2 separate regions of the Homo sapiens genome follow, and region 2 is linked to region 1. A link is a contact called in ENCODE Hi-C data. All regions are on one chromosome and are shown on one strand. The core of a region is the stretch at or near the end of the contact, and the rest is flanking DNA. Distances in the headings are between cores, read along the strand shown. Region 1 holds the start of SPDYE1 (speedy/RINGO cell cycle regulator family member E1). Region 2 holds the start of UPK3BL1 (uroplakin 3B like 1).

Region 1 (5,810 bases), core at 3,219-5,718:
TAGAGACAGGGTTTCACCATGTTGGCCAGGCTGGTCTCAAACTCCTGACTTCAGGTGATCCACCTGTCTCGGCCTCCCAAAGTGCTGGGATTACAGGTGTGAGCCACTGCACCCAGCCTGTCACCTTTTTTTTTTTTTTTTGAGACTGAATCTCCCTTTGTCACCCAGGCTGCCATGCAGTGGTGCCATCATAGCTCACTGCAATCTGTCTCCTGGGCTCAAACAATGATCCCGCCTCAGCCTCCTGAATAGCAGAGACTACAGGTGTGCACCACCATGCCTGGCTCATTTTTAAATTTTTTGTAGAGATGTAGTCTCACTATGTTGCCCAGGCCGGTCTCGAACTCCTGGGCTCAAGTGATCCTCCCACCTTGGCTTCCCAAAATGCTGGGATTACAGGTGTGAGCCACTGCACCCGCCCTTGAATGGATTTTAAAAACCCACCTAGGCTGGGCGTGGTGGTGCATGTTTGTAGTTCCAGTCCTTTGAGAGGCTGAGGCTGGAGGATCATATGAGGCCAGGAGTTTAAGGTTGCAGTGAACCATGATCATACCACTCCACTCCAGCCTGAGCGACGGAGTGAGACCCTGTCTCTAAACTAATAATAATAATAATTTTTGAAAGTGTTAAAATCCACCTAGAATTTATTTTTGGTGTGATGTGTGATTCAAATTATTTTTTTCTCAAGTTAGCCCGTTATTCAAACACTAAAATATTGAAAAATGCATCCTAAGCCGGGTGCAGTGGCTCACACCAGCACTTTGGGAGGCCAACGCAGGCGGATCACCTGAGGTTGGGAGTTCAAGACCAGCCTGACCAACATGGAGAATAATAATAAGCCGAGATCACGCCATTGTACTCCAGCCTGGGCAGCGAGAGTGAAACTCCATCTCAAAAAGAAAGAGAGAACGAGAGAAAGAGAGAGAGAGAGAAAGGAAGGAAGGAAGGGAGGAAAGAAAAAGAAAGAAAGAAAGAAAGAAAGAAAGAAAGAGAAAGAAAGAAAGAAAGAAAGAAAGAAAGAGAAAAGAAAGAAAGATGTATCCTTTCCCTATTTGAACTGAAATGCCTTTTTTTTTTTTTTTTTTTTTGAGACGGAGTCAGCCTGGAGTGCAGTGGTGCAATTTCGGCTCGTTGCAGCCTCTGCCTCCCAGGTTTAAGTGATTCTCCTGCCTCAGCCTCCCAAGTAGCTGGGATTACAGGCGCACACCACCAACCCACATAATTTTTGTTTTTTTAGTAGAGATGAGTTTTCACCATGTTGGCCAGGCTGGTCTCAAAGTCCTGACCTCATATGATCTGCTCACCTTGGCCTCCCAAGGTGCTGGGGTGACAGGCATGAGCCACCGCGCCTGGCCTGAAATGCCGTTTTTATCATACGCTGCAGACTAATGCATCCTCAGTGTCACCTCCCAGCTTGATGTGGGACAAGCCACCAAGGGTGTCCTCACCATGGCCCCGCTCAGGCCACCAGTTGGCTATGTTTGCCCCTGCCACCCCAGGCACACAGGAGTTCAGGAGTCCTCTCTGGCCTTGCCTTTATCCTGGGGCAGCTGCAGGTGACAACCTGTGGAAGAGGTGGTAAGAGGAGCCAGGACACAGGCCAGTCTGAGGGACACGCTCCTCCCACAGTCCTGGAGAGGGGCCTGCATGTTTCTGCACCTGGAGGGCCGGGCCAGGGTGGGGAAGACTGGGGATGGGGGGGAGGCTGGACCCTGCAGGTTCTTGGACCTGTGGTCAACTGGGAAGCCAAGTCCCTGATCTGCAGTGAGGCTGCGGCTGCCAGCCCCTTGAATAGGCACAGTAAGCACCTCCCAGCAATGCCACTGTGCAGAAGAGATGTCAACAGTGACAAGGGGGGCCAGGATGGTCCCCAAACCAGACACCCCATCTTCACCCTCTGCCATTTTCCTTCTCCAGGTCAGCCCTGGGGCCCTGGCACAAGCTCAGGAGGGGAGAGAGGCCATGCAAAGTGATCACACTGGACCTTCTGCCCTGAGAGCCTGGGCACTGGGAGCCAGATGTACTGTGATTTAGAAGAATGCGGCCAGGTGCGGTGGCTCACAGCTGTAATGCCAGCACTTTGGGAGGCTGAAGCAAGAGGATCGCTTGAGCTCAGGAGTTCGAGACCAGCCTGGGCAATATGGTTAGACCCATCTCTACTAAAAATACAAAAAATTAGCTGCGCATGGTGGTGCACGCCTGTAGTCCCAGTTACTCATGAGGCTGAGGGTTGAGGCATGAGAATTGCTTGAGCTCAGGGTGGTTGGGGGAGGTTGGGGGGATGGAGGGTAGAGCTGAGCTGGGATAGTACACCACTGCACCCAGTCTGGGTGACAGAGTGAGACCCTGTCTCAAAAAAAAAAAAAAAATGCATCTTATACCTTGAGGGTCATGGAGTCTTTCACGCCTTCGTGTGTGTGTGTGTGTGTGTGTGTGTGTGTGTGTGTGTATTCAGGTCAACTTCCGGAATTTCTGTTTCATTTCTTGGATCAATCTCTCTGTTCAGGTGTCACTACTAGACTATTTTAATCCCCGTATGTATGTATGTATGTATGCATGTATGTATGTATGTATTTATTTTGAGACGGAGTTTTGCTCTTGTTGCCCAGGCTAGAGTGCAATGGTGCGGTCTCAGCTCACTGCAACCTCCACCTCCTGGGTTCAAACGATTCATTCTCCTGCCTCAGCCTCCCAACTAGCTGGGATTACAGGTGCCCACCACCACGCCTGGCTAATTTTTGTGTTTTTAGTAGAGATGGGGTTTCACCATTTTGGCCAGGCTGGTTGAGAACTCCTGACCTCAAGTCATCTGCCCGCCTCTGCCTCCCAAAGTGCTGGGATTACAGGCGTGAGCCACTGCGCCCAGCCAATCGCTGTATTTTTATAGTCTGCTTTGTTCTGTAAATGATCCCTCTCGAGTGTAACTCACTAGTGGGCTGTGTCCTTCTTTGGTGAATGTCTTTTTCCCATTAAACTGTAACTCTCTGAGGGTGGGGACTGGATCTGTTTATCTGTTTAGTTCTCCCACTGAATCCTCACTGTTAACCTAGGGGTCTGGCACAATAATTGTGTCCAGTAATTTTTTTTTTTTTTTTTTTTTGAAGCAGGGTCTTGCTGTGTCACTCAGGCTGGAGTGCAGTGGTGCGATCAGAGCTCACTGCAGCCTCGAACTCCTAGACTCAAGTCATCCTCCTACCTCAGCTTCCTTAGTACCTGGATTACAGGCACATGTCACCATGCCCATCTAATTTTTAAATTTTTTACTTTTTTTTTTTTTTGAGATGGAGTCTAGCTTTGCTGTCCAGGCTGGAGTACAATGGCATGATCCTAGCTCACTACAACCTCCGCCTCCTGGGTTCAAGCGATTCTCCTGCCTCAGCCTCCCAAGTAGCTAGGATTACAGGTGCCCACCACCATGCCCGGCTAATTTTTGTATTTTTAGTAGAGATGGGGTTTCACCATGTTGGCCAGGCTGGTCTCAAACTCCTGACCTCAAATGACCCATCCCCCTCGGCCTCCCAAAGTGCTGGGATTACAGGCATGAGCCACTGCGCCCAGCCAATTTTTAAATTTTTTCTGGAGATGGGGTGCTCGCTATGTTGCCCAGGCTGGTCTCAAACTCTAGGCCTCAAGTCCTCCTGCTCCGACCTCCCAAAGTGCTGAGATTACAGGCATGAGCCACTGTGCTCAGCCCCAACAATTATTTTTGACAGATAATAGGGATGTCTCCTTGCTCTCTGTGTCTGGCCAAGTAGCCCCAGGTGACACTCGTTTTTTTTTGTTTTTGAGACGGAGTCGTGCTCTGTTGCCCAGCCTGGAGTCCAATGCCGTGGTCTCGGCTCACTGCAATCTCCGCCTCCTGGGTTTAAGTGATTCTCCTGCCTCAGCCTCCAGAGGAGCTGGGACTACAGGTATGTGCCACCACACCTGGCTAATGTTCTTATTTTTAGTAGAGACGGGATTTCGCCATGTTGGCCAGGCTGGTCTCGAACTCCAGACCTCATGATCCACCCGCCTTGGCCTCCTAAAGTGCTGGGATTACAGGTGTGAGCCACCATGCCCGGCCGTGACACTCGTTTTATAGCATCAGGCTGGTGACCAGAATGTCATGGCTTCTGGGCAGAGGCCAGCTTCCATGCCGTGTCCTGTCTTCCTAGTGCAGATGTCCCCAGCTGCAGAGAGTACCAGTGTGAGGGAATGGGCTCCAGACTCCCAGAGGGGCCACAGGGATGGCCACGCCAAGCTCTGGGGAGTAGCCGATTCCCCAGCACCTGCCTGCCCATGCACCTTTGGGGTGACTCATAAGACAGGGTGGGGCTCCCACCTGCCCTCTCCCAAAAGGCAATCAGCTATAAAGGCTCTCAGAGGCCCACCCAGCCCCAGGTCATCAAACAAGCCCCAGTTCCATGGCAACCATTATACCCATTCATCAAGGAGATGTAGAGGGAGGTGCTTCCTGGTTCACCCCACCCTCAGCAGAGACAGACCCCAGATCTGGGCCCAGGACTTTGTGCAGGGAGGGGAAATGCAGGTGACTCAGCCCCTATTCCTCCATCAAACCAGGCTTGAAGATGGGTTAAATCAGAGCTTTTCATTCCACAAAAGAGAAATTTTAATGGGGTCAGAACATTGATCTTCTAATATTTGAAAGCCTGTTAACTAGGAGAGAGAGAGCAAACGATTTTGTTGTAGGAGGACCCACCCAGCTCTGACGGTTTAAAGCGTCATGAATGCGAATTTGAACTCCAGAAAAGCAGAGCTTCCTAACAATGGGACTTCCACAGCAATGGGATCTGCTTCCTCTTTCAGTTTGTGCCTTTTCTATGAGCGAGAGACTCCTAGGAAAGCAGCAGCCCATCAGGAAAACGTGTGGGAACTCACTCGCAGGTTCTTTATTTTTTTTGAGATGGAGTTTTGCTCTTGTTGCCCAGGCTGGAGCACAATGGTGCGATCTTGGCTCCCTGCAACCTGCGCACCATGAGTTCAAGTGATTCTCCAGCGCCCTCTCCTGAGTAGCTGCGATTACAGGTATCCACCACCATGCCTGGCTAATTTTTTGTATTTTTAGTAGAGATGGGGTTTCACCATGTTGTCCAGGCTGGTCTCAAACTCCTGACCTCAAGTGATCCACCCACTTTGGCCTCCCAAAGTGCTGGGATTACAGGCATGAGCCACTGAGCCCAGCCGGGAACCCGCAGGTTTTTTGGATGGTCTCTGAATGTCATGTAACTCTTTTATTTTTTATCAAAAAAAAATTTTTTGACACAGTATCTTGCTGTGTTGCCCAGACTGGAGTGCAGTGGCAAGATCATGGCTCACTGCAGCTTCTAACTCCTGGGCTCAAGTGATCTTCCTGTCACATGAGTCTCCCAAGTAGTTGGAACACAGGTGCCAGCCACCACACCTGGCTAATTTGGTTTGGTTTTGTTTTTTTAGAGATGGGCTCTTGCTATGTTGCCTATACTGGTCTTGAACTGCTGGCCTCAGGCAATCTTCCTCCCTTGGCCACCCAAAGTGCTGGGATTACAAGCATGAGCCACTGTGCACAGCTGAAATTTTTCGACTTAGTCTTTTTGTACATGTGATATTTTATTCATAGAATCCATAAATGGAAGGGAAATTTCTGAGTTCAGAGCAATACATATGATACAAAACTTGATATATAGACTAGAGTTTCTTAGCCGAACTGGAGGGGCTGGCTTAGGTAATCCATGGATTCCCTGAAATTGGGGACACCATTGGAAATATGTGTGAGCTCCATTGGAAATATGTGTGAGCTCAGGGGCAGTTTCCTATGATTTTTAGGCCTC
Region 2 (5,810 bases), core at 883-3,382, about 59 Mb after region 1:
TTGTGGCTGCTGAACTGGCCTAGAGGCTGCTCCAGCGTGAAGGTGGACAGGGTGAGCCTCCCCGCCAAGGTGTCGTTTGAGAGCTGGGGCACATAGCTGATGTGCTCTGGGGCAGCTGGAAGGGGAGGGCAGAGAGGAGAGTCCAAATGGGGCAACCAAGCCCCAACAGCTCTGGTCTCCCCCCGCCCAGATCCAGACTTAACATGGGAGCCCCAAGTTACGGGCACTTCCTGGGAGGTCAGGTCCGGTATGAACCAGGAAGCTTTCCCGGCAACTCTATGCCCCATGGGCATGGGTGGGAGGCCTGAGTCCAGCCCCTGGCCCCTCTCTTAGGAGCCTACTGGGGGTGGGCACTGTGGGAGGTCTAGGACAATGGTGGCATGGGAGGTCCCACCCTGGCGGTAGGCACAGTTCTCCTGGGCCGGGCCATGTTGGGATGGAACTGGAATTTGGGGGCAGCCTGACCCTAGGCTGAACTCTGTTCCTGACATGCCCAGTGACCTCCAACTTAAGTCCCTCCAGCTCCACCCACATGGTCTAGGTTGTTTTGCTTGATGAGAGGATGCGTGGCTTGGCAGGGGTCGGGGGGATGGCACAGGAAGGTCCTCTTGGCTGAGACCCCAGGCTGGGACACAGACTGCCCAGAGGGTCCGGGGGCTCTGGAGCCAGAGCTTGGTTCCGAGTGAGTCTAGAACGTCCTCTTCAACCTGCCTGGTTCTCTGCCGCCTCCCAACATGGCCCCGAGGCATCTTCGCCTTCAGGACCAGGTCCCCCTCTCAGACTCCCACCTCATCTCTCTGGGGAAGGGTGGGGGACGAGGACAAGCTTCCCAGGTCTGTACCCCAAAGGGGACTCAGGATTGGCAACTTGGCCTGTGTCCAGCCTTGCTGGTTGGAGAGCTCAGACCTCCCCAACCCCAAATACTGGTCTAGGAGAAGCAGAACGATGGAGTGGGTTTCTATGTGAGTCTCCAGCAGCTGCCCCTGTTCAGTTCAGTTCAGTTCAACTTCATTCATTTACGTTGAATTCAACTCAACTCCAAAGGTTCAGGCTAGAGTCTTCCTTGGGGAAGGATTGTCACGATTCCTTTCTTACAGCTCTCAGTCCTATCTCTGAAGCCCAGGGCACTCTGCGTGCAGGAGGCACGTAATGTTTAGAAAGAGAAGTGGAGGCCGGGCGCGGTGGCTCACGTCTGTAATCCCAGCACTTTGGGAGACTAAGGCGGGCATATCACGAGGTCAGGAGTTCGAGACCAGACTGGCCAATATGGTGAAACCCTGTTTCTACTAAAAATACAAAAATTAGCCAGACATAGTGGCGCACGGCTGTAATCTCAGCTACTCAGGAGGCTGAGGCAGGAGAATTGCTTGAACCCGAGAGGCGGAGGTTGTGGTGAGCTGAGATCGCGCCACTGTACTCCAGCCTGGGTGACAGTGGGAGACTCTGTCTCGAAAAAAAAAAAAAAAGAAAGAAAAAAAAGAAAAAGAAAAAGAAAAAGAGAAGCGGAGCAGTCAGAGATTGGGGTTGGGGGCAGAGATTGTAGGACTGTATCTCTCAGCCTGTCCAGTTTTTCTTTTCTTTTCTTTTTTGAGACAGGGTCTTGCTGTTTGGCCCAGGCTGGAGTGCAGTGGCGCATTCATAGTTCACTGCATGGGCTCAAGCCATCCTCCCGCCTCAGTCTCCCAAGTAGCTGGGATTACAGGTGCACTCCACCACACCCAGCTAATTAAAAACAAAAATCTTAAAAAAAAAAATCTTTTTGAAAAAAGGGGTCTTGTTATGTTGCCCAGGCTGGGCTTACCAGAGCTTCCTGGGGACATGCATTGTCCTGGACATCTGGAAACCTCTCCTCAGGGAAAGGAAGGAGGCAGGAGCCATGTGTGAGAATTTGGAAACAAAGTGAGGTCTTGGGTTTGTCCTGCAGCCTGAGATGCAGCGGGTACCCCTGTGCCAATCCCCACCCTTACTCACCCACGTCTGTCCCAGGCTGGACACGGGTCAGTAGCAGCAACAGCGACACTAGCAGCTGGGACTGTCCCGCAGAGAGCCCTATGGCCGGGCCAAGCCTCCAGCTGTTGTCCATCTGTCTGTCCGTCCGTCTGCAGTGTCTGCAGCCCCAGAGGCTCCCCTGTCTGTAGTCTGTGCTGTGCTAGGGGAAGCTGTTCCTGGCATCTCCTGCTGCCCCTCCCAGCTACCCCCTCCTCTCAAACAACTGGTTGGACAGGTTTGGGGGCAGAATCTGCCAGCCCAGTGAATCTGGCATCGCCAGGGAGGGGTCTGAAGAGAACATACAGTTGCAAGACAAGCCTGGACTACCCCCCCCACCCACCAGGAGCGCCTGACCAGGGAGGGGCTGAGGAAGGAGGCGGGGCAGCCTCAGGATCCAGGCTGCCCCAGGGACAATCCCGCTAAGTCTACCCCGTGGATCTCCTTGTCCAAACAGTCCCCAATGTAGCGACTCTTCCTTTAGGACCTGAGGTGGGAGGATCACTCGAGCCTGGGAGGTTGAGGCTGCAGTGAGCCAAGATGGCACCACTGCACTCCAGCCTGGATGACAGAGTGGGACCCTGCCTCAAAAAAAAAAAACAAAAAACAAAAAACAAAAAACCAACCTAGGAGGAGTTGGTGTCTGTTTTTGGTTCATAGGGAGTGCCGCTCAAGCAAACTCCCTGGAGTCTCTTTTATTTATTATTATTTTTTTTTGGGGGGGGCAGGGTCTCACTCTTTCGCCCAGGCTGGAGTGCAGTGGTGCGATCATAGCTCACTGTGGCCTTGACCTCCCAGGCTCAAGGTTCTCAGATTCTCAGGCCCCACCCTGGGGAAGGATGGAGGATGAGGACAAGCTTCCCAGGTCCACATGACAGAGGGACTCAGGATTGGCAATTTGGCCTGTGTCCAGCTTTGCTGCTCAGAGAGCTCAGATCCCCACCCTCAATTCACTCCCTTGTGTGGAAGGGAGTGACCCTCACTTTCTAGCACACACAGGGAAGAGGGCTTGGCTAAGAGCACCCAGGAGGTCAGGGCAGGACTGGGGATTAGATCACACCCAAATGCATCTCTGTGGCACTCCTGGTATAGCCCTGCTGTCCCCCTGTAGCCTGGCCCTGGGAGGGGGGCTCCCAGACTTCACACCCCCTCACCTCTTTATCCAGGGGACCGGCTGTCTCTTCCTCCTTCATCCCCAGCCTCTGTCAGGGCAGGGTAGTTCCTCCTCGAGACAGAAAATTACCAGATGGAAGTCCAGGCATGGTGGCTCACGCCTGTAATCCCAGCATTTTGAGAGGCCGAGGTGGGTGGATCACCTGAGGTCAGGAGTTCGAGACCAGCCTGGCCAACACGGCGAAACCCCATCTCTACTAAAAATACAAAATTAGCTGGACGTGGTGGCTTGTTCTTGTAACTCCAGCTACGCAGGAGGCTGAGGCAGGAGAACCACTTGAACCCAGGAGGCAGAGGTTGCAATGAGCCGAGATCGCACCACTGCATTCCAGCCTGGGCAACAAGAGTGAAACTCCCCCTCAAAAAAAAAAAAAAAAAAAAAAGATGAGATGGGGCTCAGGGCAGGTGGAGCGAGACCTGTGACCACCTCTCCCCTGGATCGGGGTGCTAGCCCCCGTCAGCCTGACCTTCACGCTCTAATTATGCCAGATGTCTTCATTCTGGGAAACCCAACAGATTATCACCTGTGGGCCCCATTTTTGGATGAAGAGGGACCATTCCCTGAAGGGGACATACCTCAGTTCCCCGAGGGGATTCAGATGTTCACCTCAACTCACAAGAAAAACTTCTGGCCGGGCGCAGTGGTTCACACCTGTAATCCCAGCACTTTGGGTGGCCAAGGTGGGCGGATCATCTGAGGTCAGAAGTTTGAGACCAGCCTGACCAATGTGGAAAAACCCCGTCTCTACTAAAGATACAAAATTAGCCAGTCGTGGTGGCACGCGCCTGTAATTCCAGCTACTCGGGAGGTTGAGGCACAAGAATCGCTTGGACCCAGGATGGGGAGGCCGTAGTGAGCCGAGATCACACCACTGCACTCCAGCCTGGGTGACAAAGTGAGACTCCATCTTAAAAAAAAAAGAACAAGAACAAAAACAAAAACTAGGAAGAGTTGGTGTCTGTTTTTGGTTCGTAGAGAGTGCCTTCTAGCTGTGTCCTCATATGGTGGAAGGGTCAAGGAAGCTCTCTGGGGTCTCTTTTATTTATTATATTATTATTATTTTTTGAGACGGGTCTCACTCTGTTGCCCAGGCTGGAGTGCAGTGGTGTGATCATAGCTCACTGCAGCCTTGACCTCCCAGGATCAAGTGATCCTCCCACTTCAGCCTCCCTAGTAGCTGAGACTGCAGGTATAAGGCACCATGCCCAGCTAATTTTTTGTTTGTTTGTTTGTTTGTTTTGAGACAGAGTCTCACTGTCGTTCAGGCTGGAGTGCAATGGCACGATCTCGGCTCACTGCAACCTCCACCTCCTGGGTTCAAGTGATTCTCCTGCCTCAGCCTGCTGCGTAGCTGGGATTACTGGCGTGCACAACCACTCCTGGTTAATTTTTGTATTTTTGGTAGAGACGGGGTTCGCCATGTTGGCCAGGCTGGTCTTGAACCCCTGACCTCATGTGATCTGCCTGCCTCGGCCTCCCAAAGTGCTGAAATTACAGGCGTGAGCCACTGTGTCCGGCTGCCCAGCTAATTTTTTAACTTTTTGTAGAAAGAGAGTCTTACTGTGTTGCCCAGGCTGGTCTCAAATTCCTGGGCTCAAGTGATCCTCCCACCTCAGCCTCCTGAAGTTCTGGGATTCCAGGTGTGAGCCACCATGTCCGGCCTGTATAATACAATTTTTCCCTCTCTCACTCCCTTTCAAAAGGCAGTTGAAAGCAGACATCAGAATGTGGGAAGGGCTTGTTTCCCCTTTTTGAAAACACGTTCTTGCTCATCGACTCATCCTCTCCTTGGGTCCCCAGAGATGGGCAGGGCAGGTGTTATGACTAATCTCATTATATGGATGAGAAGAAACCTGGGGCCCAGCAGGGAAAGAAACTTCCTGCAGTCCCAGGGCAGGTCAGCGGCAGGGCTGGGACCCAACCCCAGGTCTCCTGTACCCAGGCAGGACTCCCTCTTTGCCTTTTTTTTTAAAATTTAATTAATTAATTTGAGTTGGAGTCTCGGTCTGTCACCCAGGCTGGAGTGCAGTGGCACAATCTCAGCTCACTGCAGCTTCTGCCTCTGGGGTTCCAGTGATTCTCCTGTCTCAACCTCCCAGGTAGCTGAGATTACGGGCACACGCCACCACGCCTGGCCAACTTTAGTATTTTTAGTAAAGACAGGGTTTCACCATGTTGGCCAGGCTGGTCTCAAACTCCTGACTTCAGGTGATCCACCTGCCTCGGCCTCCCAAAGTGCTGGGATTACAGGTGTGAGCCACTGCACCCAGCCTGTCACCTTTTTTTTTTTTTTTTTGAGACTGAGTCTCCCTTTGTCACCCAGGCTGCCATGCAGTGGTGCCATCATAGCTCACTGCAATCTGTCTCCTGGGCTCAAACAATGATCCCGCCTCAGCCTCCTGAATAGCAGAGACGACAGGTGTGCACCACCATGCCTGGCTCATTTTTAAATTTTTTGTAGAGATGTGGTCTCACTATGTTGCCCAGGCTGGTCTCGAACTCCTGGGCTCAAGTGATCCTCCCACCTTGGCTTCCCAAAATGCTGGGATTACAGGTGTGAGCCACTGCACCCGCCCTTGAATGGATTTTAAAAACCCACCTAGGCTGGGCGTGGTGGTGCATGTTTGTAGTTCCAGTACTTTGAGAGGCT

Evidence for each region. A loop is a pair of places that touch in the nucleus more often than their neighbours do.
Region 2: a map of GM11168 shows a loop between it and region 1 (24-fold over the local background). The contact joins the promoter of UPK3BL1 here to the promoter of SPDYE1 in region 1. A Hi-C loop is called at or near these places in 2 of 168 maps with a recorded cell type or tissue (GM11168 and K562).

What each region holds. Positions count from the first base shown.
Region 1 is chr7:43,993,429-43,999,238 of GRCh38, forward strand. It overlaps SPDYE1 (speedy/RINGO cell cycle regulator family member E1), which reads left to right and starts at 4,469. Exons shown (of 9, transcript NM_001378423.2): 1 at 4,469-4,531. It also overlaps the pseudogene POLR2J4.
Region 2 is chr7:102,640,659-102,646,468 of GRCh38, forward strand. UPK3BL1 (uroplakin 3B like 1) reads right to left here and starts at 2,133. Exons shown (of 6, transcript NM_001114403.3): 1 at 1,972-2,133; 2 at 1-115. The coding sequence starts at 2,083. It overlaps POLR2J2-UPK3BL1 (POLR2J2-UPK3BL1 readthrough), which reads right to left. Exons shown (of 9, transcript NR_173352.1): 5 at 1-115. RefSeq lists an enhancer at 162-663.